Linked DNA regions of Homo sapiens: all the other regions are linked to region 1. A link is a loop called in an ENCODE intact Hi-C map of the cell type or tissue named here. Cell type or tissue: heart left ventricle. All regions are shown on one strand. Each heading gives the region's core, and the rest is flanking DNA. Links, peaks and the distances in the headings are about the cores only. Region 1 overlaps DLD (dihydrolipoamide dehydrogenase). Region 2 overlaps LAMB1 (laminin subunit beta 1). Region 3 holds the start of LOC107986834 (a long non-coding RNA gene).

Evidence for each region. Hi-C counts contacts between places; a loop is a spot of excess contacts. Peaks named below come from ENCODE experiments on the same cell type or tissue, not always from the same donor. Only the 100,000 strongest peaks of a DNase experiment are listed, where the experiment ranks them.
Region 2: it touches region 1 in a loop (2.2-fold over the local background); 11 of 110 quality-filtered maps call a loop at or near these places.
Region 3: a loop joins it to region 1, with 1.9 times the contacts of the local background. A loop is called at or near these places in 10 of 110 quality-filtered maps.

What each region holds. Positions count from the first base shown.
Region 1 is chr7:107,917,807-107,928,402 of GRCh38, reverse strand. DLD (dihydrolipoamide dehydrogenase) reads right to left here. Exons shown (of 14, transcript NM_000108.5): 12 at 10,342-10,479; 13 at 9,304-9,393; 14 at 7,205-9,209. The coding sequence ends at 9,144. It overlaps LAMB1 (laminin subunit beta 1), which reads left to right. Exons shown (of 34, transcript NM_002291.3): 32 at 2,044-2,220; 33 at 4,014-4,173; 34 at 4,316-4,604. The coding sequence ends at 4,452. Among named protein-coding and RNA genes, the nearest start is that of DLD, 32 kb to the right of the region's middle. RefSeq lists an enhancer at 9,951-10,350. In heart left ventricle, for the core only: no CTCF peak of the experiment used is centred there; no DNase peak of the experiment used is centred there; H3K27ac peaks cover 1,485 bases.
Region 2 is chr7:107,986,502-107,994,501 of GRCh38, reverse strand. The region is part of intron 5 of LAMB1 (laminin subunit beta 1); the gene reads left to right. Among named protein-coding and RNA genes, the nearest start is that of LAMB1, 13 kb to the left of the region's middle. In heart left ventricle, for the core only: no CTCF peak of the experiment used is centred there; a DNase peak (open chromatin) is centred at 4,795; H3K27ac peaks cover 3,279 bases.
Region 3 is chr7:108,013,835-108,021,834 of GRCh38, reverse strand. LOC107986834 (a long non-coding RNA gene) reads right to left here and starts at 895. Exons shown (of 3, transcript XR_001745319.1): 1 at 731-895; 2 at 528-616. It also overlaps a transcript of LAMB4 not described here. In heart left ventricle, for the core only: a CTCF peak has its summit at 4,916 (motif pointing right); no DNase peak of the experiment used is centred there.

The sequences.
Region 1 (10,596 bases), core at 1-8,000:
GTTAAGAAGGCCAATGTCTCAAGATTTTGGTCATCAAACATTTTACTATATAGTAGTTTTGGAAACTATGGGAGAACAGTCAGTCTGCTTTCAATACCCAATTCTAGAGAAACCTAATAGAGCACTTATAGCTAAACAATCTGTTCTGTTTAGAATGCATGGAAAACTTAATGTTTTTTATAAGAAATATACTGTGACTACCAGATATTAAAAGTACTCATTACGAATTTTTCATAGGGATCTAGCACCTTGCTCTAAAAATCCTCTTTATCTCTTAAAAGAAGTAATGCAAACATAATTCCATTAAATTCTTTTGTTTCTCAGAAAGTTAATGTTTTCGTTCCAATTTTACGAGTTTTTAAAAAATGAAGAAAATTGATGAGTTATCTAATCCCTATACAGGTTCTCAGAATATACTTTGAAATTAAATGCTCCCATACCCAGCATTGTCAGCCTTCTCAGGCCAATCCTCCATGTGTTTAAAACCTGGGAAGATGAATTTTCAACATGCTTTTCTTACCATTAGTTGGTAAAAACCTGTGTTCCCCTATTCTATTGCTGTCAGTTAAATGAAGGCCAATAATTCTGTCCATTTTCCTCCTTAAATTTCGAGTATCAATAAGACTTTTTCTTCAGGCTATTTGTTCAAGTTTAGAAAAATTATGTTTTCCCACCAGACTATAAATATTTTGATGTTTCGATCTCTAGGTTTTTCCATTTTCTCAGTTTGCTGTTAATATTTTAGTGAATATTATGTCAGTGACTGTAGAAATTATTGTTTTGAAAGCCAGGTGCAGCAGTGTGTGCCTGTAGTCCCAGCCACTTGGGAGGTGGAGGTGAGAGGATCACTTAAGGCCAAGAGTTTGAGACTATAGTGCACTATGATCATGCCTGTAAACAAACAGTCACTGCACTCCAGCCTGGGAAATATAGCAAGACCCTGTTTCTTGAAAAAAATTGTTCTGAAAAGCAAATTAGAAAATACTGAATTATAGGTGAGATGTGGCTTGATGATGCAAGTTAATAATTGGGGTTCTGTTTTTCAGGGGCCCTAGGGGGCAGGAAGTGTTTTAGGTTAGTAACAATAAGAAACAAAGAGAACCTCTAACTAAACTGTGTTCATGAAAGCTTATCAGAAACAATTCACTCAAACTTTATCTTCTAAGAATTATAATTTCTAAGAATTTTATTCTAATTAAAGGGTCCTTAGGTTTGAAATATTTACAAATTTTAGCCTATGTCTTATACTGACCCTTATTAACTTCATTATAGCAGTACTGTTATTCAGTTAATTCTATGTAATTAGACCCATCCTTGAAGATCATTTTAAAGAAAAATTGAGTGCTCAGTGAAATTGATTCTTTTGTCATGGGCTCAACTGCTTACTTTGGCTAGCTTTTAAAAGTCAATGTTTATTGATTCTACTTTGAAAGGAGATCAGATGTGGATCCTCACCAGTTGCCCAGATATTTTTTTTTCCCTAAATAACTTTGTGTATTTAGAGTTTACAGCTGTAACGTTCCCAGACCATACATCATCTCACAATTCTATAGAAATTCAAAGAACATCCCTAGTCTCCATGTCTTCAGTAATTAGCTGAAATCTCCACTACTAGAGTTTAACATTTATTTTCCCACTCACATTAAGTTGGAAATTTATGTGGAAATCCCTCTTCGCACAGCTGCTTATTTGTGAATGTTCTTTAGCCAAAGTTTGCAGGTGTCCTTAAAATGCTTTCTCAACACATCATGCTCCTTGGGGAGGTGGGGTTTTTTGTTTTTTTTTACTGTCAGAAAAAATTTTACATCAATCTCAGCTTAGATCATCAGAAGTACTGAAAGAATGAAGTGAATATATGAAATGTAGCAAAGACTAAAGTTAGATACTTCATGTAACTTTTCCTGAAATATTCTTTTTAGTAATTACTTCTTTTGGTCTAGAGCAAAATGGCACAGCAGACTTTTAAATCTTCCTCCAAACTTGTACTCATAGTAATTCCATTTCTTAAACTAATGTCTTGCTGGAAAATTGACATGCTTTTAGATTGAGTCTGAAACAGCAGCTTCTGAGGAAACCTTGTTCAACGCGTCCCAGCGCATCAGCGAGTTAGAGAGGAATGTGGAAGAACTTAAGCGGAAAGCTGCCCAAAACTCCGGGGAGGCAGAATATATTGAAAAAGTAGTATATACTGTGAAGCAAAGTGCAGAAGATGTTAAGAAGGTACGTAAATCTTTGTAATTTCAGAGCTATGTTGTTAAAGGAGCCACCAGTCTCCTCCTTGCCTGCCTTAGAGTAAGGGACATGGACCTAACAGAAACAGAATTCATCAGAAATATCAAATGACCTGTTTTGCAACAGCCGTCTTTAGAAGTGTGGATGGGAAAGAATATGGAAATATCTAATAAGTATGACCTATGTCCTCAAATCCAAATTTGGACAAGAGTTTAGAAGAACGGAATTAACTTAGGGGTAGAAGTCTCAAAACAGGCTTTTTTTTTTTTTTTAAACCAACTATATTGACAAAAACCAGTCATATTGAACTTTTATTTCTGTGCGGTAGTCAGTTAAATTCTTCATGGCATATAGTAATTATCAGGCCATTTGAGAATATTTTACAAGCAGGTTGGAACAGAGAACAGGTAGTAGGAAACCAAATCTTATCTCTTTGAGACTCATTTTGAATTAACTACCCCTCACCTCTCATTCGAAGGCACTATATTTTGCAGAGAAAAACTCACACAACCCAAATGTTTAATCAGAAGCCATGTAATAACTGAAACACATGTTCAGTTTCTCAATAATGCTTATTTCTAAAGAGAACATTAAAAACTTGGTGGCGCCGGGGTGGGGCTTAAAACCATTGAATCACTGGTCCCCAACTTTTTTGGCACCAAGGACCAGTTTCCTGGAAGACAATTTTTCCAGACTCGGGGGTGGGGATGGTTTCAGGATGAAACTGTTCCAGCTCAGATCAGGCATTAGATTCCATAAGGAGTGCACAACCTAGATCCCTTGCATGCACAGTTCCCAATAGGATTCGTGCTCCTATGAGAATCTAATGTCACCACTGATCTGACAGAAGGTGGAGCTCAGGCAATAATACTTGCCTGCCCACCCAGTTCCTAACTGGTCCGTAGGCCTGGGGGCACCTGCATTTACTGACCTAATTTCAGTATTTAACTCCCTACTATTCAAAAATTTTCTGGAAGTTACTGTAGCTTTTCGGGCATTACGTAAGAGTAACTTTCCCTACCTCTCTCTAGGTTGGGAAAGAGAACAAAACAATGAGAAAAGTTCACTGCCACAATATCAGACAGCTGTCTTTTCTGTTTTGGTTTGTGTGGTTTCCTGCAGTACTGAGGACACAAATTTCTCAAGTACTCTGCTTCAGGGCATTTTGCATAATGACATTTTATCACAAGAGAAAGGAACAAAATCTCTTGAAATGAAATTTCCATAAATGGCTATTTGAACAGTTTCTAAAAAGAATCATTTGCATTCCAACCCCACACCCCATTTCTCTTCTCCTCACTCACTTCTTGCATATGCTACAATCTCACCTTTCCTTCCTGTATCTTTTGTTTAATCTTTTTCCTCTGATTTCCTTATAAGCAAGTCTTCACAAATCCTAATTTAGTCAAGATCCAAAGAGCCTCCACTTCTTCAATATGGGCTTCTCTAATGTCTAATCTACTTTTGAAAAATCTGCGCTTCTCTATGTAATTTGCAATACAATTATGCTACAACTTTTCTATAGAAAAGTAATAATCAGGAGAATGAGGACTTAGCCCTAAGGATTTGCTGCAACTCCAGAATTTTTTGAAATGTTCTTTAAAATCATGTCAATTTTGCATTCAATTCCACTGTTTGAAGATAAAATTTTAAATTACTTACCAGTGAATATCCTTGGTGGCCCTTAATCCAGAATGCATGCCATGATTACACTATTGCTCTTAAATGTAATTACTGACACTAACATTACCACTTCTTTCTGTCTAAATGTGGAACTATAGACTTTAGATGGTGAACTTGATGAAAAGTATAAAAAAGTAGAAAATTTAATTGCCAAAAAAACTGAAGAGTCAGCTGATGCCAGAAGGAAAGCCGAAATGCTACAAAATGAAGCAAAAACTCTTTTAGCTCAAGCAAATAGCAAGCTGCAACTGCTCAAAGGTGGGTCTTTTCACACAGGCTTATTTTTTAAATTACTTTAAGGCATCCATAGTTTATTTAAAAGTGAAAAATATATTCACTTTGTCTTGAGATCATCATAGTATAAATTGCTCAGACTTTATATATATATATCTCCCCACAGATTTAGAAAGAAAATATGAAGACAATCAAAGATACTTAGAAGATAAAGCTCAAGAATTAGCAAGACTGGAAGGAGAAGTCCGTTCACTCCTAAAGGATATAAGCCAGAAAGTTGCTGTGTATAGCACATGCTTGTAACAGAGGAGAATAAAAAATGGCTGAGGTGAACAAGGTAAAACAACTACATTTTAAAAACTGACTTAATGCTCTTCAAAATAAAACATCACCTATTTAATGTTTTTAATCACATTTTGTATGGAGTTAAATAAAGTACAGTGCTTTTGTATATATTTTGGTGTACTTGTTACTTTCACTGATTGTTGATGAATCCCTTTTTTCACTGTAAACGTGGATTTATAAACAAGTTTACTGCGTCCATGAAGACCCTAATTTATGTTGTCTATAAACAAGCTATTATATTTATTTGACAGGTAAACATCCTCCAAAACTCCACACCCTTGACTCCCCTCCTCCCAATCACCTCCCAGTGGGATTCCCAGGTTGAGGTTAAGGAGGACAAATATAGTCTATGCTACCATCACTATTTCAATGGTTGCTGAGTTGCTCCAGCCATCAAAACTCCTGTAAGTAAGTATTCCTTGCTCTAGGAATGAGAAAAAGCAACATTTTAGAAAATCAGCAGGATGTACTAGGGTTTGTAGTCATTACCACCTAGAAAAGGACTAGGGTTACTGAGGGGAAGGTTTCAGTTAAATCAGGCCAGAGTTTATGGATACTGCTCCTGCCAATTGAGCAATGCTACTACAGAGCACGGAATGATGCTCTAATTTCTCAGCTTTTGTATTGTATTTTATACTACAGAGCACAGAATGATGCTCTAATTTCTCAGCTTTTGTATTGTATTTTATGTGATTTTGCAACTAATCTAACGAAAGTAATTGCCAGGCCCATGTCAACTTTATTGCCTAACTAGCTGTATAAAAGGCTAGCCCCTATGTGTTTTTTTCACACATTCTTAGAGCAAGACTATTCTGTGGACTGCTTAACAACCACCCACACATCCAACACAGCTGCATCTGAAGCTGGGCCTGGACAACAGTTATGTAAACAGCTGTAAGTTAATAACTTTCCTCTGGCCCAAAGCAATAATTTGTCACTTTTATGGTACTGTTACCAAAACAGATATATAGACCAATGGAACAGAACAGAGGTCTCAGAAATAACACCACACATCTACAACAATCTGATCTTTGACAAACCTGACACAAGCAGTAGGGAAAGGATTCCCTATTTAATAAATGGTGTTGGGAAAACTGGCTAGCCATATGCAGAAAGCTGAAACTGGATCCCTTCCTTACACCTTATACAAACATTAACTCAAGATGGATTGAAGACTTAAACGTAAGACCTAAAACCATAAAAACCCTAGGCAATTACCATTCAGGACATAGGCATGGGCAAAGACTTCATGACTGAAACACCAAAAGCAATGGCAACAAAAGCCAAAATTGACAAACGGGATCTAATTAAAGAGCTTCTGCACAGCAAAAGAAACTATCATCAGAGTGAACAGGCAACCTAGAGAATGGGAGAAAATTTTTGCAAAGAACTTCAAACCCATCAAAAAGTTGGTGAAGGATATGAACAGACACTTCTCAAAAGAAGACATGCATGCAGCCAACAAACATGAAAAAAAGCTCATCATCACTGTTCAATAGAGAAATGCAAATCAAAACCACAATGAGATACCATCTCATGCCAGTTAGAATGACAATCATTAAAAAGTCAGCAAACAACAGATGCTGGAGAGGCTGTGGAGAAATAGGAACACTTTTACACTGTTAGTGGGAGTGTAAATTAGTTCAACCATTGTGGAAGACAGTGTGGCAATTCCTCAAGGATCTAGAACTAGAAATACCATTTGACCCAGCAATGCTATTACTGGGTATATACCCGAAGGATTATAAATCATTCTACTATAAAGACACATGCACATGTATGTTTATTGAGGCACTGTTCACAATAGCAAAGACTTGGAACCAACCCAAATGCCCATCTATGACAGAATGGATAAAGAAAATGTGGCACATATACACCATGGAATACTATGCAGCCATAATAAAGGATGAGTTCACATCCTTTGCAGGGACATGGATGAAGCTGGAAACCATCGTTCTCAGCAAACTAACACAAAAATAGAAAACCAAACACCACATGTTCTCACTTGTAAGTGGGAGGTGAACAATGAAAACACATGGACAAGGGGATGGGGGTGGGGGAGGGATAGCATTAAGAGAAATACCTAATGTAGATGATGGGTTGATGGGTGCAGCAAACCACCATGGCACATGTATACCTATGTAACAAACCTGCATGTTCTGCACATGTACCCCAGAACTTAATTAAAAAAAAAAATCCCAATAACTAGCAAAAATGGTCATACCCCATCATCTACTAGAGCAATTATGTAGTATTTTACTTAGAACAGTAGAAACACTCTCCATTCCTTTTCAGCTAAACAACTAAAGATCTCACTTTGAAATTACTTTTTTTTTTTTTTTGAGACGGAGTTTCGCTCTGTCGCCAGGCTAGAATGCAGTGGCATGATCTCAGCTCACCGCCTCCTGGGTTCAAGTGATTCTGCCTCAGCCTCCTGAGTAGTTGGGATTACAGGGGCCTGCCACCACACCTGGCTAATTTTTATATTTTTAGTAGAGATGGGGTTTTACCACATTGGTCAGGTTGGTCTCAAACTCCTGACCGCAGGTGATCTGCCCGCCCCGGCCTCCCAAAGTGCTGGGATTACAGGAGTGAGCCACCGCTCCCAGCCAGTTGAAATTACTAATTTTAATCAGTTCAATGAAGTGGACAATTAATTTCACTCTTCACAAGCCACAAAAATATTGACAGCTTAGTAGATAACAGTAAGTGAACACTTAAAACTTGTTTTATTCCTAGGACTTTATTCCCCATACAGATAAATTTGCATTCTCATACTGAATGTAAACACTTAAAGATGGATTTAACTCTACAGCTAGAATTCCATATTAAATTATATTTCACTATTCCCTAACTAAAAACTTTTTTTTCCCTGAGTAAGGGATATGTTGAGATTTACATAAACAGCACTTCACATGATACCGGGATTTCAAATTTTTAAAAAGATGCAGAGTTCACTTCCAATAATGGCAAAGTAGCACACAGATATCAGACCAACCCTCCTGCTGATAGCAACTGCAAACTCTGAACAAATATATTTTAGAAAAAACTAAAGGCACTGGAAACAACTATAAACAAGTGGAAAGTAGAGGGAAGTTGGCACTTAAAAAGTGAACAGCACTGGCTCAATGTCTCATTTTTAACGGGTTCTCACTTGAGGGGGAAACAAAAGCCAAGTTTTATTGGTTAAGGATCAGAAGGCAGAATATGGGGCAACCACAACAGCTGGAACATAAAGGGGAAACCCCCAAAAAACAGGAGGCACAGAAGGGGCAGACTTCCTTCTGCCCAAACTCTGGTTGACCCCTGAACTACACACTTGCATGGGAAAGACTTCCAGCAGCATAGCTAAAGCTAAAACAACTGAGAAGAGATTTCAGCTGCTGCCACCTACAAACAAGACAGAGTGTGGAGTTGGTGTTCAGCCAAGTTAACTGCCTCCTAAGACAACAATCAATTTTCTTTAGAAGTATGTAACAGAATCCAGGGTCATTATGTCACTCATGAGCATGAGACAATCTATGCTATCTATACCAAATTTCAGAACTACTTAATCTGAATTATTCTTAAATTTAGTTACAATATGCAAAAGCCTACTTAGCATTTAGTACTTTGTTACTTAAGTTTCCTCAGGACATGGCCATTTTAAACACCACACATCCAATTTTACAACACTCTTTAAATAAACAGTCATTAACCCAGCCAAGGAAAACACAGATTAAAGACTCCCTTATGTTGTACTTCTCCAAAAGTATATATTAAACATTTAGTAGGTGTATCTAAAATAGATGAAAGGATGATGACCTTTAAAATGCCTTAATATTGTCCTATAACATGAAAATAAAGATACATTCAGGCCTAGAAAAGAAATTAGAATATACACTAGAAGTAGTCATAAAAAAAACTATGACCATCTCAACACGTACTCATGATAACCAGTAAATGAATATTTAAGACGTTTATTTCAGTATCTTCATTCCCCACTGTAATACATTTGAATGCCCACGTATTTGAGTTCCGTAAATAGACTCTCTTAATTTGGGTAACTATATAATTACCCTTCAGAGTTGCAGACAACAATGGAAGCTTTAAAACCTCTTCAACACAAATGCTACCCCTAAAATGAAAGAATTTAGAGGTTAAATAAAACAAGTGAGAGACCGTTTACTTACATCAGTTCGGTTTATAGACATTTGAATCATATCTGAATGACTGACTTGTTTCCAATGTGAAAACCAAATTAAAAATAACTTGATCACTGTGCTTCAAACACAACTGTTCACATATCAAATTCTAGCTCCAGCCATGTAAAATTCAACTTTTCTGTATCAGAGAAAAAAGCTATTTAAATTCAGGGGCATTGAATCTTTCATGAACAGCATGAAAATATGAGTTGACGGAGATATTCCAGGATGCTACAATAAGTAGCTTTTTGTCTTACACATTAGTGCACTGAAACAAAATACTAAATTTATGTAAAATATAGATATAAGAGTATTCCATTTTGTCCAAACCTATTAAATACCTTCCAAAAGTTTCATAATTCAGTCCTAGAAATTCTTGGAGCTGTGAGAATATCCTGTTCAGGAATGTGACTTCTACAAAAGCTCCCAGGAAATTTCAGAAAAAAATATATATAATCTTCTAATTCAAAAGTTGATTGATTTGCCAAATGACGCAGCAAGATTTGCTTCTCTAAAAGCTTCTGATAAGGTCTGCAAGGGAAGAAATTTAAAATTAAAATCCAAATATTTGTGGGTCAGAAGAAAATTTAGGCAACCATCAATTCTATATGTTGTTAATAATTACCGGATGTGCATGACAGACTCTAGCTATATCTTCACAGGATGCTCCATATTCCAAAGCAAGAGCAGCTTCATTTACCATTTCTCCAGCACCCTTTAAAATAACAAGCCAAGTAAATTTGCTTCCAAGGCAAAAACTACATGCTAATAGGATAGCAATTGTTGAGGGGAAGCTTTTAGATCTTAAAAACGCCTTAAATCTGTTTCTTTATCAGTTGAAGAAAAGTCAGGAAAAGCTTAATAGAAAAGGTGACACAGAAGAGCTTGGGCTCTGGAGCCAAAGGGCCTTCAATTCATATCTACCACTTACTACCTTAACCATTCATTGGTTCTTTGTGCTTCATTCAGTTTCTTCACCTCAAAAATAACAGCACCTATTTCAAAAAGCTGATGTAAAAATAACAAAATGTATACTAAAGTGACACAGCACTCAAATATTCTATTCTCATTATTGTTACATCAGATACAAGAGATATCTACAAGAAAGATACATACTTTAGGCTCAGTGGTAGGAAAGGCTTCCCTTAGGAGGTAACATTTGAGCTGAGACCTGAATAATAAGGAGCCAGCCATTCAAAGATCTGGAGGCAGAACAGTCTAAGCAGAGGGTATCTTAAGCACAAAGGCCCTAAAATGCAAATATTTGGTCTGTTGTGAAAATGAGAGAAGGCCCATGTGACATGGCATTAATGAGTAAAAGAGAGCAGAAAAAGAAGAGGTCAGAGAAGTAGGCACAAACAGATTCAGTGAGGCCTTGGATGTAACAATCTGAAGTTGAAAAGCACCACTGGAGGATTTTAAGGGGCATAATCTGGTGTATGTTTTAAAGAGAGAATCTTGGCTGCAGGACAAAGTAGATGATACAGTGGGCAAGACTGTGAGAGTGCTGCTGGTATCCTTCTAGAAATGATGCACAGAGAGCCATATTCAAAGTTTTGCTGGAAATGAGCAACCTCAGACTAACACCAGGTGGTTTATAATTAATAAACAGCAATGCTTTCTAGAAATCTTAATGGGATTTCTCTGGTTTTACAATACTCACTGGTCCAAGAATATGTGCTCCCAGTACTCTGTCTGTCGATTTCTGCCCAAGGATCTTCACCATGCCATCTGTGTCAGCATTTGTCTTAGCTCTGCTGTTAGCAGCAAATGGGAATTTCCCAACTTTGTACTCAATACCCTGTGACAGTCAGAAAAAAAGAATCTACGTAACTGCCAGAAAAGTTCTTTCCAATTTGTAAAATCATCTACCATTTGTTCAGAAAATAAATCCCAAGAAGGGAATTGTTCGCAAAGC
Region 2 (8,000 bases), core at 1-8,000, 66 kb before region 1:
TCTTTGGTTTTCAGAGTTTTGCACAATTTGTGAGCAGATTCAATCTGTTGAACTCCAGAATGATTTGTGGAAAACTAAAGAATCATTCGACTTGTGCTTTACCACCTAAATAAGCCCATGGGATTATTATTTAGTTTCAGCTAAATAATAGCTTAAGGAACAGTTTTACAGTTCCTTAAGAAATGTGTAATGCCTTCTTAAATGTGGATTTTCTCATCATTTTTCTTTGAGAGATGTAAAATGACTCCAGAACTAGGGAATGTCTCTGTACAAAGTCCCTTTGTTTCTTCTTAAGCAGCTGCCTGGAAATGACAGGCTTCACATGGCTTAAAGTACACATTGGCTCACAGAAAACCCATAATTTAGTTATTGCTTCTCAGATTAAAAATCACTTTTGAATAGCTTTCAGTTGGAGTTGGGAACCTTATCTACACCCTCTCAGGATAGGAAAAGGTGCCAAGGATAGATTTACCATGTGGGCGGGTAGCCATGAAAGTCTCACTGTCTCTGCCACCAAAGTGGGAGGCCAAGGAGCTAGGGTGGGTGTGGGAGTCAGAATGCAACTAGGAGGGATGCTGGGCTGTGCCTCTGAGCCTTTATCCCCTTGCCCACTCCCCAGCAGCCTGCTGTTCCTGCTGGAGCAGGAAGGTGGGCACTGTGACTGTGACACCTGGTATTGAGAGTGGTGGGGAAGGTTTCACTAAATAAATTGTCAACTACTCCTTGTCACCAACCGCTTGTCCCTTCATTGACCACACAATCTGGTGATTAAACTGATGCTCATCGGCCTACAAGGATGTTACCTTTATGTTATGTGACACCTGAGAATACTCAAAATCATCTTTATTAATGTTTATGATCCTATTTTTTCCTTTGCAGAGGGCATCTGTTCATATACATGGATAGTTCTGAGTTCATCTAGATCCAAAATCCTTTAGGCACATGTTTTGTAGTTGAATACTCATTCAGGTGAATACAGTGGGAGAAAGATGAACTTACTTGTGTAGGCGCAGAAGGTAAAACGGGGGTGATGATTGAACTGAGACATGCAGAATGGCTACAAGTTGGGGCCAGGCGTGGTGGCTCACACCTGTAATCCCAGCACTTTGGGAGGCCAAGGCGGGCAGATCACTTGAGGTCAGGAGTTCAAGACCAGCCTGGCCAATACGGTGAAACCCCGGCTCTACTGAAAATACAAAAATTAGCCAGGCGTGGTGGCACGCGCCTGTAGTCCCAGCTACTTGGGAGGCCGAGGCAGGAGAATCGTTTGAACCCTGCAGGCGAAGGTTGCAGTGAGCCGAGATCATGCCACTGCACTCCAGCCTGGGTGACAGGGTGAGACCCTGTCTCGAGAAAAAGAATAGGTACAAGTTATCACACTGGTTTATGAGAAAACAACTCATCCTTCGGGTCCTAGCTCCAGTGAGAAAAGCAACATCTATGGGGTTGGGTACATTGGGTGTGAATCCCTGCCTGCTCCTTCTTGGCATGTGTGGCCAGAGCTGTGACTTCCTCATTGGTAAATGGGAAGAGGAATAATACCTACATCATAGGACATAGGACAGAATGGTGATGTTCTCCTGTTCCCCTCTGTTTTTTGTTTTTTAAATACTGAGTCTTGCTCTATTGCCCAGGCTGGAGTGCAGTGGTGCAATCTTGGCTCACTACACCCTCCGCCTCCTGGGTTTAAGCAATTCTCCTGCCTCAGCCTCCTGAGTAGCTGGAACTATAGGCACATGCCACCACACCTGGCTAATTTTTGTATTTTTGGTAGAGGCAGGTTTCACCATGTTGGCCAGGCTGGTCTCGAACTCCTAACCGCAAGTGATCCTCCCACCTTGGCCTCCCAAAGTGCTGGGATTACAGGCGTGCCTACCGCGCCTGGCCTGTTCCCTTCTGTTCTGGGAACTGGGATAATCTTGTTGCCCTGGCGGATAGTGGGAACCTGAAAGTCTTTATAAATGCAGATGCTTGGCATATAGTAATTGCTCTACAAATGTTTACTGAATGAAAGAATAAGTGGATAAATGAATTCAACCATCTTCTGTTTGTAAGAAACTACCCTACTTTAAGCCTTATGGGAAATTGTAAAGATAGCACAGTGACTGCCCTCCAGGAGCTTCCAGTCTTCCAGAGGAGAAAGATATACTTGCAAATAACTTACAGTATGTGACAGAATGTGCTAATGACTACAACAGAAGTTCAGACAATCTTTGTTAGCCTGGAGGAGGGTGAGATTAATTTTAGCCTGGAATAAAGAAGAAACCTAGGACTGGGACTGCACTTGACCTGGGCCAGGAAGGGAGAGCAGGGATGTCAGTGGGAGGAGATGGAAGAAAGGCCATTCATGGCCGGAGGGAAACAGTCTGAGAGCAAGGCACTGGTGGTGGGACAGTGGGTCAGGATTTGCTCAGCAAGTGCTATGTAGATTTGCCTCGAGTTTGGGGTAGTGAGAGAAGGAAAGGAAAGGAAAGTAGAAAAGCAGATTAGATGCAAAGGACATTGACTCCTTGCTAGGGAGTGTGAACTTTATAAGAAATAGGGAGCCATTACAACTGATGAATCTTAGAAATTCTTTTTTTTTTTTTTTTTTTTTGAGACGAAGTCTCGCTCTCTCCCAGGCTGGAGTGCAGTGGCGCGATCTCAGCTCACTGCAAGCTCCACCTCCCGGGTTCAAGCGATTCTTCTGCCTTAGCCTCCCGAGTAGCTAGGATTACGGGCATGTGCCACCATGCCCAGCTAATTTTGTATTTTTAGTAGAGACAGGGTTTCACCATATTGGCCAGGCTGGTCTTGAACTCCTGACCTCATGATCTGCCCGCCTCGGCGTCACAAAGTGCTGGGATTACAGACGTGAGCTACCGCGCCCAGCCTAATCTTAGAAATTCTTTTAGTAATTTTTTTTTTTTTTTTGAGGATGGAGTTTCACTCTTGTTGCCCAGGATGGAGTGCAGTGGCACGATCTTGGCTCACTGCAGCCTCTGCCTCCTGGGTTCAAGCAGTTCTCCTGCCTCAGCCCCCCAAGTAGCTGGGATTACACGCATGTACCACCACACCCGGCTACTTTTGTATTTTTAGTAGAGACGGGGCTTCACCATGTTAGTCAGGCTGGTCTCAAACTCCTGACCTCAAGTGATCCACCTGCCTCTGCCTCCCAAAGTGCAGGGATACAAAAGAGGCATGAGCCACTGTGCTCAGCCTCTTTTTTGTATTTTTAATAAGAAATGAATGATCATTTCTTGCCAAAATTTGCCACTATGAGGTGATTGCAATAATTCTGTTGCAAAAACATTAACATTTAGTATGAGTCTTTTTTACTGTATTCTTGCAGTTAATAACTGCTGCTATCATGTTATTTTGTGCTTTATTTTTGTTTATGCCAGTCTTAAAGATCCAGATTTCTGAATCTTTTAAAAAAAATTAATACCAAAAAAAAATTGGGAACCATTGACAAGAAAATGAGACCTGTGTTTCAGGAAGGTAGCCCAAGAGGAAATACAAAGCAAGGACTGGGATGGCGAGAATAAAGGGCATGTTGGGAGGCTCTGTTGATGTCAGCATTGATGAAGCATTAATGGAGGGTTACTGCTAATGCAAAAACTGGCTGTGATTCTTAAGTAGGAGGGAGCCTTTTCCTGCAACCCAGGAGTCCTGTAAGAATATCTTAGAAAGCTTTTTCAAATCCCATGTGTCCACTCACTGCCATACTCTGATACTCTCTGCTGTTAACTGCCTTTGAGGATCATTGCCAAGATGAGGTGCCCCTGTTTTCTAAGGGCAGTCATTTGGATACTTTAAAATCAAAAGCTGAACCATGAAATGGAGAAAGATTAGAAGCAGAACAGTGGAAGGAAAGGGCTGAATCAAAAATTACTTAGGGCTGCTCTGCTTATGGAGTAGCCATTCTTTTCTTCCTTTACTTTCTTAATAAACTTGCTTTCACTTAAAAAAAAATTAGTTAGTCAAGTGAAATAACTAGGAAGATGGTGAAGCCACTGACAGTAGTGAAATCAGGAAGAGAACTGAGGTTGTTGATTTTTTTCCCCCAAGTTCGCCATAGAGATGGCTAATTGCTAAGTGGATTTAGACTAGCAAAAGCTCATTTAGCATGTACACAGTATGTTTTTCTATATTACTAGATGTTTCAAAACTCATAACTCTTGGCCAGGCATAGTGGCTCATGCCTGTAATCCCAACACTTGGGGGTGCTGAGGTGGGGGGATCGCTTGAGCTTCAGGAGTTCAAGACCAGCCTGGACAGCATAGCAAGACCCTGTCTCTACAAAAAATTAAAAAATTAGCCAGGCATGGTGGCACACGCCTGTAGTCCCAGCTACTCAGGAGGCTGAGGTTGGAGGATTGCTTGAGCCCGGGAGGTCAAGGCTGCAGTGAACTATGATTGTACTAGTGCACTCCAGCCTGGGCAACAGAGCAAGACTCTATCTCAAAAAACAAAACAAACAAACAAAAAAAAACACAAAAAACTCATAGGTCTTTTGTTTATTATAAATTTGGAGGCAACTGTGCAGCAATGGCAGGCCTGGGAAGGTTGATGACTAAGCAGAGAGTATGGAAAGGATTCTATTCGTTAGGTAAAATGTGTTGTTCTGGTTTCCAGCAGCTTCTTAACTCCACGGGAAATTGGATGACTCGTCAATGGTCCTTTGGGACTTAAAAGTTTCCAAAAGAGAGGGAGAAGGAAGCACAGCCAGAAATGGCTTTCACAGAGCCATTGGCACAGAGAAGTCCGATTAGACCTTCCCCTCTCTTCCTCTCCCCAAGCCTCCCAGCCAGGCTCTCACGGGGAGTTTGCCATGGTACGTGGCACACATGGTTCAGTTAGTCCTTAGGGATTTTTCTCTCTTACTTTAAAATTCTTAGGCTGATATTCTCTTGAGTTGAATACGGTATCATTTTCTTATATTCCTGGGTAGGTGAAAAATAAACCTAAGCAGCTAGTGAGTGAATAAGTCAAAGAATCTGTCAAAATGTAATTGTCCATGTTCTTATCCTTGACATCTTTTATCAGAGAAAAAGCTCAGCAGGATTATTAAGGAGGGCTAAAGGAAGCCTAAGCATGTTTCTAGTTTTCACCATTAACCCTCACCCAAATTTCTGTCAAGCGTTGGTTTTAATTCGGAAGTAAGTGTCTTTATTTAGGTTCTGTTTTCTAGGTCAGCTGAAATTTCCTTTGATCTTTTTCCCTTGTAATCTGACTTCCAATTCCCCAAAATGCATCACTGTGTTGGTTAGTGTCAAAACCTTTGCCTGTTTGCCTATTTTTCAGCGCTCTTTCTGCTTCATCTTTTACTTCCAGTTGACCCTGTTCACTACACCCTCCTAAATCTCCCTCCTGCCTTGGTTTCAGAAGACTGCCTTTTTTTCTCTTTTCCCTCTGACACTCATTTTTCAGTCTTCTGTGCCTTCAGCCAGTGAGGGAGAAAGATAGGAATGGATTTGAATCTAAGCTCTGCCTGTAACTAGCAAGTCAGTGTCTCCGAGCCTCAATTTTCTCATTTGTCAGACAAATGTGTTGTGAGGGTGCCTTGGTTTCCTAGGGATGCCATAACAAAGTGTCACGGACTGGGTGGCTTAAACAACAGAAATGTGTCTTCTCACAGTTCCATAGGCTAGGAATCTCAGGGTAAGGTGTTGGCAGGGTTGGTTTCTGCTGAGGCCTCTCTCCTTGGTTCGGGATGGCTGTCTTCTCCCTGTGTCTTCACATGGTCTTCCCTCTGTGCATGTGTGTGTCCTCATCTGTTCTTATAAGGACACCAGACATATGATTACAGCCCACCCTCATGACCTCATTTAACCTTAATCACCTCTTTAAAGAGCCCATCTCCACATCTAGTGACCTGAAGTATGGAGTTAGGTCTTCAGCATATGAAACTTGCAGACACACAAATCAGCCCAAATTATAGAGAGTTAAAGTAAAGAATGTAATGAGGGGTACTGGCACCACTCTGTTTTCCTTGTCTAGCCCCTGGTTGATACGTTTTTCTAGAGCACAGACTTAGGCTCTCTTTATCTTACCCATTCCTTTTTTCTTTTTTTTTGTTTGAGACATCATATACTTGGAGGTTTCAAATATGTGTGTGCAGTGACTCCCAAATTCATGTTTCAAGCTCCATTCTTGCAGCTGAGTGCCAGACCACTTTTTCCAAGTGTCTGATGGGTGTCTCCAAGTGGACATCACACATGTGACTAATTAGCCTACAACCAAATGCTTTCACGCCTCTTCCACGTTGTCGTCATTGGCAACACAGCTACCTGGCTACCCAAGTTCAGGTGCCTGTATTTCTTTCCTCACCCTGCCTTTTCCACTACAATCTAATTGATCACCAAGTGTAATTCAATAGAGTCTTCTGTCACTAAATTTTCAGAGTGGTCAGTTCCATCCCTTTCTATCTACATTGTAATTTCTCAGGTTAAAACCGTCATCTTTTTTCTTTCACTTGGTTTTCCTGTGTTTTGTATCATCCATGTCCAGTAACTACCACAAGAGTTATTTTTCTAAAGTGCAATCTGATCATTTCATTTGTCCACTTAAATTTTTTAGTGTTCTCTTTTCCTTGCAAAAACGTAAGTCCCTTAGCATGGCAACTTCTTACCTGCCCCGACCAACCTCTTCTGCCACGTGCAGCCGCCTCCACCCACTGCCTGGAAAACACCTTGTTGCCCTTTTAAGATCCAGTTTGGCCCAGGCGCGGGGGCTCACACTTGTAATCCCCTCACTTTGGGAGGCCAAGGCAGGTGGATCACCTGAGGTCAGGAGTTCTAAACCAGCCTGGCCAACATGGTGAAACCCCATCTCTACTAAAAAATAGAAAAATTAGCCAGGCGTGGTGGTGCGTGTTTGTAATCCCAGCTACTCGGGAGGCTGAGACAGAAGAATTGTTTGAACCCAGGAGGCGGAGGATGCATTGAACTGAGATCGTGCCACTGCACTCCAGCCTGGGCCACAGCGAGACTCTGCCTCAAAAAAAGATCCAATTTGATGCCTTCTTCTCTGTGAAGTATTCCTAGCTTTTTTTTTCTTGGCAGTAAAATATCCATAACAGAAAGTTTACCATTTTAACCATTTTTAAGTGTATAAATCAATGGTGTTAGGTATAGTCACAATGTTGAGCAACCACTAAGACTGTCTATTTCCAGAACTTTTTCATCACCCCAAACAGAAATTCTGTGGCCACTGTCCCTCTGCCCAGCCCCTGGTAACTGCTAATCAACTTTGTGTCTCTGTCTACTTAACCAATTCTAGGTATTTCATACAAGTGGAATCACACAATATTTGTCCTTTTGTGTGGCTTATTTCTCTTAGCATAATGCTTTCAAGGTTCATCCATGTTGTAGCATGTATTGGCATTTCATTCCTCTTTATGGCTGAGTAATATTTCACAGCATGTATATATCATATTTTGTTTATCTTCATCAGTTGATGGGTACATGGGTTGTTCCCGCCTTCTGGCTATTGTGAATAATACTGCTGTGGTGAACATTCATGTACAAGTGTCTGTTTGAGTTCCTGTTTTCAATTCTTCCGGGTGTATACCTAATAATGTGGAATTGCTCGATTTTCCAGCTTCTTGAGTTATTAATTTCTTCCTCTTGCTTTTCCAAAGCACATTGCATGCAACCCTACTATGGTGTTTGACATAGCATATTGCAAATTATTGACACCCATATCTGCACCTCATTGGACTGTGTATAACATATACAACATATAGTCCACTGGCTGATACTAAGGAGGTAGTCATACCTTTATTGAATGATTAAATGAACGAATGAAGGAACGAGCACTCAAACTTGCCACTCATATTACAGTGGACATGGTGACTAAATATACGAAAGTGTGTTTGCTATTTAGGCCTGTTTATAATCAGCTTCTAAAGAGAAACAGTTTACTTATCCAGTAGGGTGGGGAAAAGTATACATTTTAGAGGTTAGACATTTTCCTTGCAAGAAGAGTCTCTGTGGAACAGCTTGAATTATTTGAAA
Region 3 (8,000 bases), core at 1-8,000, 93 kb before region 1:
GATTTTGATGCCAGGTATCAAAAAAATTATAAATTTCTATTAAATGTAATCAATATGAATAAAGTTAACCTCTTTGACTTCCAAATATCATAATACATTCTTCATCCCATTTTCCTTTTTTTTTTGAGACAAAGTTTTGCTCTTGTTGCCCAGGCTGGAGTGCAATGGTGTGATCTCGGCTCACCGCAACCTCAGCCTCCCGGCTTCATGCGATTCTCCTGCCTCAGCCTCCCGAGTAGCTGAGATCACAGACATGTGCCACCACGCCCGGCTAATTTTGTATTTTTAGTAGAGACAGAGTTTCTCCATGTTGGTCAGGCTGGTCTCAAACTCCCGAACTCAGGTGATCCACCCGCCTCGGCCTCCCAAAGTGCTGTGATTACAGGCGTGAGCCACCATGCCCGTCCCCCATTTTCCCTTCTAAAGTAAAAATAAGTGCTTCTACCAAACAAAATATAGCACTCAGCCAAATGAAAGCACACCCACATTGTCTTCAAGGGAAACCAACCCACAGTCTCATCACTCACCAAGTGCATCCAGCTCTGAAACCTTGGCCTCCAGCTGAGGTCCACTTCTTCCGCACTTCAGCTAATAATTCCTTCTGGAAATACTGCAACTTATAATCAAAATTGTAAAGTTAACCACCAACAAATACCAAATATAGACTACTGAGGGAGGAAAGGGAGATAAAAATGAAATATATTTTATAATTAAAAATATAAATACACACAAAACATAGCATATTGAGAAACACAGATTGAGGATGTAGACTTTGTCTTTGTAACCACTCAGGAGGCTTTCACTGGGATTTAAGATCTGCTTTCTCTACTGCTCCTTCCATGGTCCCTCTGGTCCTAGTCACATCCATCTGTTGCCACTGTGAACCAGCAGCTCTATTTATCTTTGTCAGGATCAATTACACCAGCCAAAATTATACACCCCCCTTTTTTGCCTGTTTATCCTTTACAGCTTGAAATAGCTGGGTATTGGTACATATTCTAATTCAGTGGAACAACCATTATATTATCGAGTAAAAACACACTTCCTTAGAGATTAGGGCCCAAAGTCACAGGTACAAAAAGGAACCTTTTGCTTGTGAGTCATTCGGATATAATTGTGATCAGTATCATGCATTTCCACTTTTGGTTTCAGATCCATGTATTCTGCCTATAGGAGGTTCCATCAGCTTTCATTGTAGAAGGCACAGCTCTGCCTCCCATCTAAGAGGATTTAATGTGAGTAGCCAAAATAAATAAATAAAAAGAATTAAAGGATGTAAAGAACCTATATGTAGTCAATTGATAATATTTATATGCAACAACAACATGCATACTTTTTCTTTTCTTTTTTTTTTTTTTTTTTTTGAGATGGAGTCTTGCTCTGTCACCTAGGCTGGAGTGCAGTGGCACGATCTCGGCTCACTGCAACCTCTGCTTCCCAGGTTCAAACGATTCTCCTGGCTTACCCTCCCGAGTAGCTGGGATTACAGGCATGTGCCACCATGCCTGTCTAATTTTGTATTTTTAGTAGAGACAGGGTTTCACCATGTTGGCCAGGCTGGTTTTGAACTCCTGACCTTGTGATCTGCCCACCTCAGCCTCCCAAAGTGCTGGGATTACAGCATCAATCTAATCATTTTCTTAATTCGAGTTGACTGAAAATGACATCTCCCCAACACTAGGAGATCTGATAAGGTGTGTGAGGGACCAGCGTGAAGAAGTCGGGATGGAATCTGCACATCCCAGAGTAGGGGATAAGTGAGGGGAGGAGTCAGAGAGCCCACGTTTGAACCCCAGAGGCCAGGTAGAAGTATTTGGAACCCAGCTAGCCACATCAGAAAATCAATATGAAGATCAGAAAGCAAGTTGCCATGAGGTAGCTGGTGTGGCCCATTAAAGGAGACTATCCTGTATCTTCTCCCAGATTAGAAACCAATCACAGATGAAGGACAGCTGAGACCCAACAGGTGAAAACAATTAGGCAGAAGCACTGGCATGGCACAATGAAGGGAAGGAAAGCTGAAAGCAGACCCTGGCAAGAACACATGAGCCTCATGAGGCTCAGGCTGGAAATTGCTGTCTGACATCCATTCTACTCCTTCTTCCTTTTGGTAATAGGACTTCTCCACATTTTAACCAGGCACACAGCTGCCTAGCGAGAGAGACTGTATTTCAACCTCCCTTGCAGTTTGATGTGACCATGTGACTAAATTCTGGCCAACAGATGAGTGTCAATGTTGTGTGCAACTTCCAGGGCACAACCCTAAAAGGAAGTTGTTTGTCGTTTGTGGGAGAGGCAGAATTATGGCCCCCAAAAGACGTCCACATCCTAATCTCAAGAACCTGTGAATATATTACGTTACATGGCAAAGGGAAAGTTGACAGAATGAAGGTCTTCATCAACTGGCTTTGAGATGGGGAGAGGATGCTGGATTTTCCAGGTGGGCCCCGTGTAATCACAAGGGTTCTCTCAAGTGGAAGAGAAGGCAGGAGAGAGTCAGAGGGACAGCAGCACGGGAGGATTGACCTGATGTTGCTGGCTTTGAACATGAAGGAAGGGGCCAATGGCTGAGGAAGGTAAGTTGTCCCTAGAAGCTGGAAAAAGCAAGGAAAGAGATGCTTCCTTAGAGCCTCCTGGAAGGAATACCACTATGCCAACACATTGATTTTAGCCCTGAATTGGACTTTTAACCTACAGAACTATGAGATAAATTTATGTCATTTAAAGCCACTAAGTGTGTGGATATTTGTTACAGCAACAAGAGGAAACAAAAACACCCTCCATTTGTTTCCCCCCTACCTTCAATTGGGTGGGAATATGGAGAGCCGGCTATCCCCATGCACATGAAGATAATACTGTGAAACAAGGTGGAAGAAACAGGTCCCTGGTTGACTGTACAAGTAAGGGTCCTACCAGGAAACACGGGACACACCTGGGGCAGTTCCATAAGGGAGCTATTTACAAAGATATGGGTAGGGTGGATGAAAGCCATAAAAGATAATACAGCATCCCAGAGCCAGCACCAGGCAGGGGACATCCCCACCCTTGGTTTGAGGGGTAAAGCGAGAGGGTGACAACTGAACATTGAAGGCAGACTGTGTAGGAGGGCCTCTTTTTTGTTTTTGTTTTTGAGACGGAGTCTTGCTCTGTTGCCCAGGCTGGAGTGCAGTGGCGCGATCTCAGCTCACTGCAACCTCCGCCTCTTAGGTTCAAGGATACAGGCACGTGCCACCATGCCCAGCTAATTTTTTGTATTTTTAGTAGAGACAGGGTTTCACCTTGTTAGCCAGGATGGTCTTGATCTCCCGACCTCATGATCCACCCACCTCGGCCTCCCAAAGTGCTGGGACTACAGGCATGAGACACCGCGCCTGGCCAGGAGGGCCTCTTAACAGGAGCTGTGATCTTTGGACAAGGGATACAACCAGCCACGACAACCCTGCAGAGGACATTGGGGCATGGATGCCCTGATGGCACGCTCCTCCATGTCCAGTCTCTTACTGGTGGCTCCCATTGGCTAAACCAAGGGCCTGGGGTGATGTTCCCATGTAGATCAGCCTCCACAGGCACAGAGAAGGGGGCAAATAGATGTGGGGAGGCACAATGCCCTTGTGGATTAAAACTGTGTGTGTCTGACTCCTTTGGACTAACAACCAGCTTAAACTTGCACATAAAGAAAAGCACACATCTCCTTAGGTGCCTGTGACTTTGGCCTCTGTTACAGCAGCTGAACCAGCATCCTCATTAGTCTCTTTGCGGGTACCCCAACTCCTTGCCAAACTGCTAAAATTGTCCTCTATGCCCTGCTGCATGGGCACAGTGGACCAAGGATCAGGTGATAAATGCGAAGAGCATGGTTTGTCCCCTGCATGACCTTAGGCGATTCACAGCCTGCCTGAATTTCATGTCCTCATTTCCTTTAGCTGTAAAATGCTAATAAATATACCTGGTCTCCCTCCTAGGGTTACAGAGCTAATTCGAATGAAAGAGCTTTGAGAAGAGTGAGATATTACAGGAATCCTTCAAGACCTCACTATTATTACACTGTGTAAGTTACACCTGCATTCTCCTTCTGAACCATTGCTCCTATGGTCCTGCCTACTTTAAAATTGTCATCTCTCTCCCAAACCTAACCTTTTCCTATAGCCCTAGGGCTCCTTTTCTAGCCTCACTCAAAGCCCTTTTTCTGGAGTTCCTGTATTGTCACTTGGCTGATATGCCTTTTCTAACCAGACATCAAGTTTTATGAGGACTCACAGCATGCATTTGCACACGTTTAAGTCCTTTAGAGAATGTAGCACAGTGTGGAGCACTCTAAATAAATACTTATTCACTTTAAGTATTAGTTCCATAAATTGACTCCAATTTTATGAGAAGACAGTCCCCTGTTTTGTTCTTTCACCTTTCCTGCCCTCCACCCTGTTTCTTCTCTCCCCTTGGAAGAGAGCCAGAAAAAAAGCAATTTATTTTTTCTTCTTGCAACATGAAACAGCCTAGGTAGGATGTCTCTTAACACCTGCTCATCCATCAGCACCTAGCTTTTCTCTTCTGAAGAACTTGAACCTACATATAATCTTTATCTTTACTCATTACATGTTAAAAGTGGCCACTCTAGAAGGCTTCCCCCTCCCTAACAACCTGCCTCTGATTCAGCCTGCCAGCTGAACGAGCTTTCAGTGATACAAAGTAAGCTTGCCACAACATGTATTACACATATTTAATCAGAATGTACAGAGTTTTTGAGCAGAGATACAGTGTTTTCTTCATATTCATAAACTCTGTGACTAACAGTTAAGTGTCTAAGATTCATAGCAGTATCTGACATAGTTCCACACACAACCACAGTTCACTTTGATGGCAAACACCAAAACTAGGAGGCAGGAGGTTGGCTGCACTTTATCTCACATTCACTAGGTGGCAACAGATTAAGTGTGCTATATTTCAAAGCTCTCTCCAGTCATCCCAACATGGCACCAAGAACTAAAATCTAATCTTTAGTACTGTTATTTCCTTACAGTGAAGACTTTGAAATATTTAGTCAATAAAACATTCATAGTGAAAAAAACCTTAAAATCTACTAGCTGAAGATATTACCTCTGATGAGGAAAGATATAAAATGACTGTCAGAAAACTACTAACACAGCTAGGTTAATTTTTAGAGACACTAGATGCAGGTATCAGCTCTCACATATGATTTTTCTCACTGATGTTGCCTGTCATTCAGGAAAGAGGTTTAAGAAATTCCAAAATAGGTTGGGCTCAGTGGTTCATGCCTGTGGTCCTAGCACTTTGGGAGGCCGCAGCAGGCGGATCACTTGAGGCCAGGAGTTTGAGACCAACCTGGCCGATATGGTGAAACGCCATCTCTACTAAAAATAGAAAAATTAGCCAGGTGTGATGGAACATGCCTGTAGTCCCAGCTACTTGGGAAGCTGAGGCACAGGAATCATTTGAACCTGGGAGACAGAGGTTGCAGTAAGCTGAGATCGCAGCACTCCACTCCAGCCTGAGCAACAGAGCGAGACTCCATCTCAAAAAAAAAAAAAAAAAAAAAAAAAATTCCAAAATGCAAGAGATTTGAAAAATTCCCTCGTCCTACCCCCTCATTTTCTGAAGAATACTAAGGCTAACCTAGCCAGGGCCACTCTGTTAGTTGGAAGAAATGGCAAGGCAGGTGTGATGGGAAATGTGCCCTGCGACTATACTCAGTTTGTTGCACCCTCTTCCAAGACAACTTCTCTTTTAACTGGTCTTAGGCTGTATTAAATGGACCATCAAATAGTGAATCATTTTCTTAAAATGAATAACTGATTTCTTTACATAAATGACCTAAGCTGTAAGTCAAATATTTGAGACATGTGAAACATTTCACAGGAAGTAATTCTGCTTGAAAGAAAACAAAAGACAAAGCGAACCAAATAGAAATACTTCATCTTTGAAATGTTATTGAACAAAACTGTATAATCTGGGGGGACTAGCATGTTTCTTGAGATTAGCCAACTAAGCAAATATACAGTTGTAGCTATTAAACACATTCAATAGGATTGTTTTAAGAGTCTTAAGTAAAAAAAAAAAAAAAAAAAAAAGTCTTCAAAACTTCCCATGCTGTTTTTAAAAATAGGACTACATATAGAAATAACAAAGTAGGCTAAATTTTAGGTGTTAAGCTTGATGTTACCAAATGTATTTATTCAAAACAATTTATTTGATTATATAGGAAAACAAAAAATAACCTATTAGAATAACTACTTGGTTGGAAACACTAGTTGTATATGATATACAACTAATTTCTAGGAATTTGTCATAACCCAAACAGAAATCCAGATTACTACCTCTGTTAAAGTGAATATCCAATTTAAGTCAAAATTTTCTCTTGAATCTTAGTTTATTGAGCCAATTAAAGGTAGCACCTCACTGCGAACTTTCTAGAAAGGATTAGAAATGAAAGTTAAATAGAGCCTGAATATTTAACAACCAAACCACTGTTTGAGAATTCCTAAGATTCGTACCATGGGAAGAAGCTCAAAGCTTGGGAAAGCTGTATAAACATTCCATATCTAAAGATAAACACTGGGATCTTTATGACATTCAGGTTTAGCTTTGTGTTAGACACACTGCATTGTGACTCATCTAGGGAAGGCAAAATATGAATGGAAAAGATTAAGTATTCAGGATCAAGAGAACAATTACTTTTACTTGGAAACAAGAAATCTAACATTTTTTTACAGATCAGTGTAAAGAAGCCAACCTATTTAGATATGACTGATAGGATGTCTTAAATGAGAATTTTTCCTTTTTAAAATCTCAGTTCTAGGCCGGGCGCAGTGGCTCACATCTGTAATCCTGACACTTTGGGAGCCCAAGACTAGCAGATTGCTTGAGGTCAGGAGTTCGAGACCAGCCTGGCCAACATAGGGAAAACCTGTCTCTACAAAAATACAACAATTAGCCAGGTGTGGTGGCTCACGCCAGTGGTCCCAGCTACTCTGGAGGCTGAGGTAAGAGGATCAGTTCAGCCAGGGAGGCAAAGGTTGTAGTGAGCTGAGATCACACCACTGCACTCCAGCCTTAGTGACAGAACAAGACCCTGTCTCAAAAAAGAAAAAAAAAAAAAACAACAACCAGTTCTAGTCTTCAATCCTTCAGACTGCCATCATACATTCTATACAGCAATCATACATTCCTATACAGCAATCATACATTCCTATACGGCAATCATACATTGTATACAGCAAATAAATAGAAATGTCTATACTAAATTTTCTCCTTAAACTCAATTTTCTTTTAACCCACTTTGGGGAGATGAATAATATGTAGACAATTTGAAAGATTTAAACATTTGTGTAAACATTTCTCTGTAAGGAAAAAAAAACAACTTTCTCAACTCAACACAGCTAAACATATTTTGATTGGAACATATGAGCACAGGAAGTGGCTAACAAAAATTAATCGTGGCTACTGTAACATTGCATCCAAACCCAAACAGACCATAACACTTCCTACTCAACTCAAACGAACTCTAGTTTCTAGAAAGTACCTGCATATTTTACAGAATATCAGCAAGCTTGATTTATTTTTCCCAGTTTTAGCTGGCCAGAAGACACTCTTTTCTTGGGGATGTGAACATTGCCCGACATAAAGGATCACTACTGAAAATACATCCACAAGAAACTATCTTAAAATTTATTTTACACAGAGCTTGGTTGCCTATAATTTTGGAATATTGTATTAGAACAAGGACTATACATGTTCATTATAGAGTAAAATCATAAAAGAAGAAACAGCTATCTTTTAATATTTTGAGCTATAAAAATAATTTCTGGGTGGCCCTTTTTAATTCCTCAAAAATTATATATACATGAGTTACATACTTTTTTGTCATTGGAATCTACTCCCCCTACAGCTCCCCACCTACAACCACACATACCCTTTTAAATCACAGAAATAGGTACTATCTTTGTAAGTAACTGTTTGGTACTCTGTTGCATGGGTCCAGCATA